Regions from separate parts of the Homo sapiens genome. Here region 2 is linked to region 1. A link is a contact called in ENCODE Hi-C or POLR2A ChIA-PET data. All regions are on one chromosome and are shown on one strand. Each heading gives the region's core, a stretch centred on a gene start or an enhancer-like site at or near the end of the contact. The rest is flanking DNA. Distances are from core to core; before and after follow the strand shown.

Evidence for each region. A loop is a pair of places that touch in the nucleus more often than their neighbours do. ChIA-PET counts read pairs that join two places held with the same protein, here RNA polymerase II (POLR2A). Pooled maps may share reads with other maps.
Region 2: a pooled map shows a loop between it and region 1 (2.8-fold over the local background). The contact joins two enhancer-like sites. A Hi-C loop is called at or near these places in 1 of 168 maps with a recorded cell type or tissue (Caco-2) and 1 of 50 pooled maps. POLR2A ChIA-PET finds 5 or more read pairs at or near these places in 3 of 52 experiments (Caco-2, H1 and MCF 10A).

Annotation. Positions count from the first base shown.
Region 1 is chr3:188,025,025-188,028,358 of GRCh38, reverse strand. The region is part of intron 2 of LOC107986166 (a long non-coding RNA gene); the gene reads left to right. Among named protein-coding and RNA genes, the nearest start is that of LINC01991, 50 kb to the right of the region's middle. Within about 2 kb of position 1,583, at least 3 of the 41 ENCODE cell types and tissues checked have a DNase peak (open chromatin) inside an H3K27ac peak, as active enhancers do.
Region 2 is chr3:188,096,122-188,099,455 of GRCh38, reverse strand. No RefSeq gene overlaps it. Among named protein-coding and RNA genes, the nearest start is that of LPP-AS2, 56 kb to the left of the region's middle. Within about 2 kb of position 1,520, at least 4 of the 41 ENCODE cell types and tissues checked have a DNase peak (open chromatin) inside an H3K27ac peak, as active enhancers do.

The DNA.
Region 1 (3,334 bases), core at 334-2,833:
CTGCCTAGCCCTAGGTCATAAAGATTTCTCCTATTTCTTCTTCTAAACATTTTATAGCTTTACATGTTATACTTAAATCTGTGATCTGTTTTGAGTTAATTTAATTTTTTATAAGGTGTGATGTTTAGGTTGAAGTGGTTCACATATTAGCACATACAGATATATATGTTCCAGCATAAGTTTCTGAAAATAAACTAAATTGTCTTTGTGTCTGTAAGAAATTAATTGGCCATACGCATATAAGCGTATTTCTGGAGTCTTTATTCTTTCTCAGTGATCTATGTGTCTATTTGTTTGCTAATACCACACTTTCTGATTACTGTATAATAGGCTGTGAAATCAGGCAGGGAGGCAGGGCCAATCCTCCAACTTTATTCTTCTTTTTCAGACTCGTTTTGATTATTCTAGTTCCTTGTATTTCCATATAACCTTTAGAATCAGTTTCTTTACACATTAAAAAAAATCTTTCTAGGGATTTTGATTGGAATTTTATTAACTCTATTTATCAATTTGTAAAGAATTGACTTCTTGACTGTACCCAGTCTTCCAATCCAAAAACATGGTATGTCTTTCCATTTGTACCCATACTTTCACAAAGTTTATGATTGTTTTCTTTTTGCTTATTTACTTACTTTGAAAGTTTATTTTTAAAATTTATTATTTATAAATTTCCAAGGCACTTTGGGGAAAAAAGAAAAAAAATTAAATTTTTGGTTATATTTAATTTAAAATTTGAAGGCCTTTCAGTAGGCAATGGAAAGGGCAGATCAGGACAGTAGTGGAACTGGAAATTAGAGATGCCCATCATGATGTTCTGAGGACAGACCAAGATGCTAGTGAGGTGAGAAATTCCAGTGAATAGATGCGGCATGTGGAGAGTATGATAAGAAGTGGCTTTGGTCAGGATCAGGGAGGACCAGAGAAAGGTAAAGGTTTTGGCAAAGAATCTTCCAATAATGAGACAAAGCCACATGTTAATTTGGGCAGAGTCTGAGTAGCATAAGAAGTCAGTCCTAGTTACTTGAATTTAGGAAGATGATGTCCACTGTCTATGGGAATGGAAATAGTTAACAAGGTCTCCAGGCTGAGTAGCAAGTGCTCCAGATACTCAAGGAGGAGTGCACCTGGCTTCTATGGAGAGAAACAAAGCAGTGATCCAAATTTGGACTGAACATCATCATGGGAGGATTGGCCAGGTACAATGAATTCTGAATCTTTTGAGAATCTGGACTAAAGCCCCTGAAATTCTACTTGACTAAGTCTTGAATTAGTCCTTGGAATGGCAGTTTTGAGCCCGAAGGTGGAATTCAGACGGGCTCAGTTGTGAGAAGAGGAATGTTCGGGTAGAAAGCCTGTTGAAGCGTTACTCATTTGTTCACTCATTTACCCAACATTTACTATATGAAAAGCATTCTTACTGTTATTGCTACCATCCACAGTAATGCTACTTGTGGAATGAGCAGACAGTATGCCTACACACGCTTGAACACACCCACCCATTCACACATGCGTGTACTCATGTACACATGCATGGGTGGCTGCACAGGAGGAATGGCAAGCTTTGGCCAAATGCCAGCTGGGAAACCCATGGTGATACTGAGCCTCAGCCTCAGGCACTGGGAGCCCCATGGATCAGTTCACAAGGTAGCCGCTAACATCAAAGAATGGCAAGATTGTTTCAAAACTGGGACAAAGGGTAGCTATAACCCTGAGGCCTCATGATGCCAGAGAATAGGTTGATGAATTTGCTTGCAATTAAAAAAAAATTCTAGGTAGTGTTTGAATACCTGGGCATAAGGACAAAATGAATTGGCCAAAGCCCTATTAAAAATATTAAGTAGTTCTTAATTTAGCTAGCAGCATGAGTGGGGCTATGGTTTTTTCCAACAAAAGAGATCAGCACCTTTTCTTCAGCATGTAAGAGCAAAAAGACAGCAAGTCTTTTGAACTTGAACTTGCTTATTATAAGCTCTTATCAAAAATCATCACTCTGTGTGTATTGATTTCTAGCCAACAATTAACCAGTTATGACCTTAGAGCCTTGATAATAACTGGGGAACTCACTCAACAGAGGGAAGCCTGCTTGTTTATGAACAAAGCAGGTGTTTATGGACCCCTTCAGCCTTGGGTGAGTATTTTTCCATCCAGGTGGCACAAGAAGTCACAAATACAGAGCTTCAGTGGATCCTTGTCCGTGAGCTTAGGCTGACTATCTGGAGAGGTGAGGATGTCTAGACCTGACTGCAAATGACTTAACATCAAAATTATGAGATCAGCCACCTGCTTTAGATGGTTGCAACTCAATGTCTATGTTCCCACATAATAGGATTGCTGATAATAATGTCATTTACTCATGCATATTTTACACTTTACAAAATGTTTTTTACAACCATCATAACATGACAATTTTTCCTGTATGATTCCATTTATATAAGTTCAAAACTAAACACAAGTAAACGGTATTGTTAATGCAAACTTAGGTGGTAAAACTATACAGCAAATCAAGGAAATGATCACAGTAACATCAGGAGAGTGGTGACTCCAGGGCAAGAAAGGCAGTGTGATTGGGAAGCGGCACATCGGTCCTTCGAGGTGCTGGCTCTTTTCCAGTTCTTCACTTGGGTGGGGCTTACACTGGGGCTTACATTGCAATAATATGTTAAACTGTACATTTATGACTTACGCACTTTGTGCGTCAGTGTATGTTTTATTTCACATATATCAAATAAAACAACAAACAGCAGACATAAAGACAAAAAGAAAAAGAAAATCAGTTTCATCAATGTCATTCTAACCAAGACTGGTTATTAGTTATTGTGATTCTTGTCTAGAGATGACTTAAAGCTATGTGCTATATAACATATGACTGCTTTGGTGGTATTTTAGGTAAATGCACATTGATCTTTCATATCCCTTATGTTTTTAAAGAAAAATCAGTATATCTATATAGTTCCAGTCTGGGAGCCCTATGGAAGGACTAAGAGACTTGCTCAAGTCACCTGGTAGTTAGTATTAGAATTTGAACTTGACTGTGGTTGTTTTGACTCCACATCTAATGCTCTTGGGTGGTAATACTAATATTCTCTTCCTGTCCTGAAAGACTCCACACATCTTTTTATTTCAAGGAAACTGAACTGAGTATCTTGGCTAATTGTAGAATTGTCCACTGGTTTTCAAACTTGCTTTAAAAGATGGAGTATGTTTGGCGCTGTAGTAGTCAGAAGTGCCAAAAAAAGGTTTCGTTCACTTAGCGTTGTGAATTAAGCCAGTAGGAAAATGCGCCTGATTTCGTCATAACAATAGCATCTTTAGAAATTAGAATCTTTTACATATA
Region 2 (3,334 bases), core at 271-2,770, 71 kb before region 1:
TCTAGGTTAACAGGCACTGTGTTATAATAAGTATATTGTAGGCACTGTGCTAGGTGCAGAGAATGCAGTTATGAATGAGACACGTGCTTTGCCACCAAGGGACTTAAACACGAATCAAGAAGATAGACAAGTGAGTAGGAAGTCAATTATAGGAGGATTAATGGCACTATGGGACTGTATTAGTGGGCTAGCAAGGGGATAGGGAGGTATGATGGATAGGGGATTAGAAAAAAATGGCATGTGAGCTGAGTCAAAGAGTAGATCTCTGTGTCAAGCATTCATTCATCTGTTTCTTTTTTTTTTTTTGGAGACCGAGTCTCGCTCTGTCACCCAGGCTGGAGTGCAGTGGAATGATCTCGGCTCACTGCAAGCTCCGCCTTCCGGGTTCACGCAATTCTCCTGCCTCAGCCTCCCCAGTAGCTGGGACTACAGGCGCCCGCCACTACGCCCAGCTAATTTTTTGTATTTTTAGTAGAGACGGGGTTTCACCGTGGTCTCGATCTCCTGACCTCAGGATCCGCCCGCCTCGGCCTCCCAAAGTGCTGGGATTACAGGCGTGAGCCACCGCGCCCGGCCTCATCTGTTTCTTTAGTCATTACATAATCATTCACTTTTGTTCCTTCCTTCAGCTGGCCTTTATTGGAAGCTGTAGCAGACACTCTTGGTTGATCTCATGCTCATTTCCAACCTTCTTATTCCTAATCACCTTCAAAACAAGGGTGACCATTTGACCCAATTCTAGCCAATAAGGTAAAAACCGCTGCAAGGATGAATCCTGAGTAACATTTTAATTCCCTGACATGGATACCACCGTTTTTCTTTCTTTTTTTCTGTTCACTGGATTGTATGTATGATGACTGGAGCTTCTGCAGCCAGAATACAATCATGAGGAAAAAGTGCAGAGGGTTTCCACTGAATAGAGTTGGAGCAAGTGTATTGTGCCTCTGAACTAGCACCAGCAATCATCTGTCTCTGAATATCTTATGTGAAAAAAATAAACTTCCGTTTGTTCAAGATGCTGTGGTTCACTTTTTCTGTTACCTGCAACTGAAAATATTCCTAACAAATTTGGGAGTCTGCTTTTGGCCAGGACTTTTGTTTGGTGGTCTCTTAATAAAGTTGTCTGTTGCAAACAACTTAAAAAGGACAGCCCATGACAAAGGAGCAGGTGATAATATCTCTTCAGTTACTCCTCTTCCCTTAGTGAGTGAGGCACTAAGATTTATAACTGGGAGATTGGGATGGGAGTTATTGGTGTCTGGCCCCCTGTCTCAGCACCATCGTATATTTCCTTAATGAAGTGCGAGACCAGGACTCCATAAATTCACATAGTAGCAGAAGCGGGCAGCAGCTCGTCAGCAGAGCTATTCAGAGAGCCCAGCATCACTCTTTGCGTATTAGAGAAGTTCACAGCCAGTTAAAAATAGGCTTGGAGAGAAGTCGCTTTTAGACCACAGCTCATTTTGGATTTCTCTGGAGCCCCATTCTGGGCCACAGTGTATTTCCTTTTTTCTTTCGTTCTAGTAAGAGTACTCAGGCAGTTCAGAGACAATAGATACATGGTTATCTTTAGTTCTGTTGTGCACAGAAAGCAGAACTATGAAAAAACAACAGTAACTTATTGGGCACATGGACTGTTACAGCTTTTTAATAAATGGCAACACCCACTCAGCCTTTACGAGGGGCCAGTGCTTTAAATCCTCAAAACAACCAGGTGAGAAAAATGCTATTAATAACCTCATATCCCTGATGAGGAACCTATGATTCAGAGCAAATAAGCAATGTACACTGCTATTAAGTAGCAGTATCAAAATTTGAACCCAGGTCTGTCTGATTCCATTCAGAGCCTGTAGTCTTAGCCTCCATTCATTCAAAGTCACACATGGCTTTCTGTGTCACTCAATTTTCATCCTTAGAGGAGACCTGTGAAATAGGCAGGGCAAGGAAATGATCCCAATTTACTAGGAGAAAACCTAGGACCAGAGAAGTGAAAGAATTCTTTAAGGTTGACCAGTCCATGTGCAATAGAACTGGGACTTGAATCCCATCTTCTAACTCTGAGTCCTGACTTTGCTCTGCCATGGCAGGCTGAGTGCTGGAGCAGTTCAGTTTTGAAAAAACACCCTGAAATTGTTTGAAACTGTTTTTGGTTGACTTCTGAGTTTCAACACCCAACCCTGTATCAAGAAACCAACTAACCCAGGGCTGCCCTGATTTATTTAGGGTCTTTTAGAGATCAGTTCCTGCCTAGCACCTCTGTCGAATGATATTTGGTACTTTCATTTAAAATTTCAAATATAATATTTCAAATTTAACCATCCTTCAAATTATGGCAAGAGAGTGTGAGCTGGAGGGATCAATGTCTTTATCAGGGGCACGGCCAATTTAGCTGATAAAGTGAGTATAATATCTCTTTGAACATTACAATTATCCAGTGACAAGGAAGCTGACAATTAGCTTATAAGAGTTGAGTATAGGGATTGTACGTGTGAATATTTTTTTAAACACCTGAGTTTTGGAAAATAAAAGTGGCCTGCCCACATTTTCAAGCACAGTGGTAATCAAAAGAGAGCTCTGTGGAGGTAATAATACCTTGTATTTTAAATACTGCTTGTCTTTGAAGAGCTCAAATCACTCTATAATCATTTCCTTATTATGATTCTCAAAACTTCCTGGGTCAAAAAGTTACAAAGTTTATATCTTAACAGTCTGGCCTCAGTTTCTTCTTTGGGAATTTGAGGTGGAAGACCAGGTTGCTAAGAGCTCTGTCAGTACAAACACCTTTTCCACCTTCTCCCCACCTAGCCCTCTCCCATCTCCAAGGCCCCTGCCCTGCAATCCAGCTACCCTACTTAGCCTCTTATTTTTTTCTAGATCTAACAAGTTAATCTCATTATATAGAACCATAGATTATTTTAATTCGGAGAGTTTCACACCAGTGAGCTGGAGGCTGAACAACTGGCTCGAGGTGGGAAGGGGGAGCGGCCCTTCAGTTAGAGCAGTTTCATTTTTATCTGCTTTTATACATTGGGGATCAGCATAAGATTTTATTTTTAAGAAGGATTTTGATGTTTAAAAAATTGCAATCTGGTCATTCAGTCCAGCTCCCTCATTTTACTGATAGGAAAACTGAGGCCCAGAACAAGGGAGTCACCTGTTCAAGGTCTCATCCCAGCTCCTGAGAGAACTGCCTGTCCTTGAACACTGATCCCTGGGTGCCAGTCCCGGGGGGTCTTGGCAGGCCTCTAGGTTGCTTGTCCCCAGAAGTCACTTTCACAACAAAAGTCCGAAATGTAGACTAGTAACCATGGACTCATGCCTTGGGGGCTTTAAA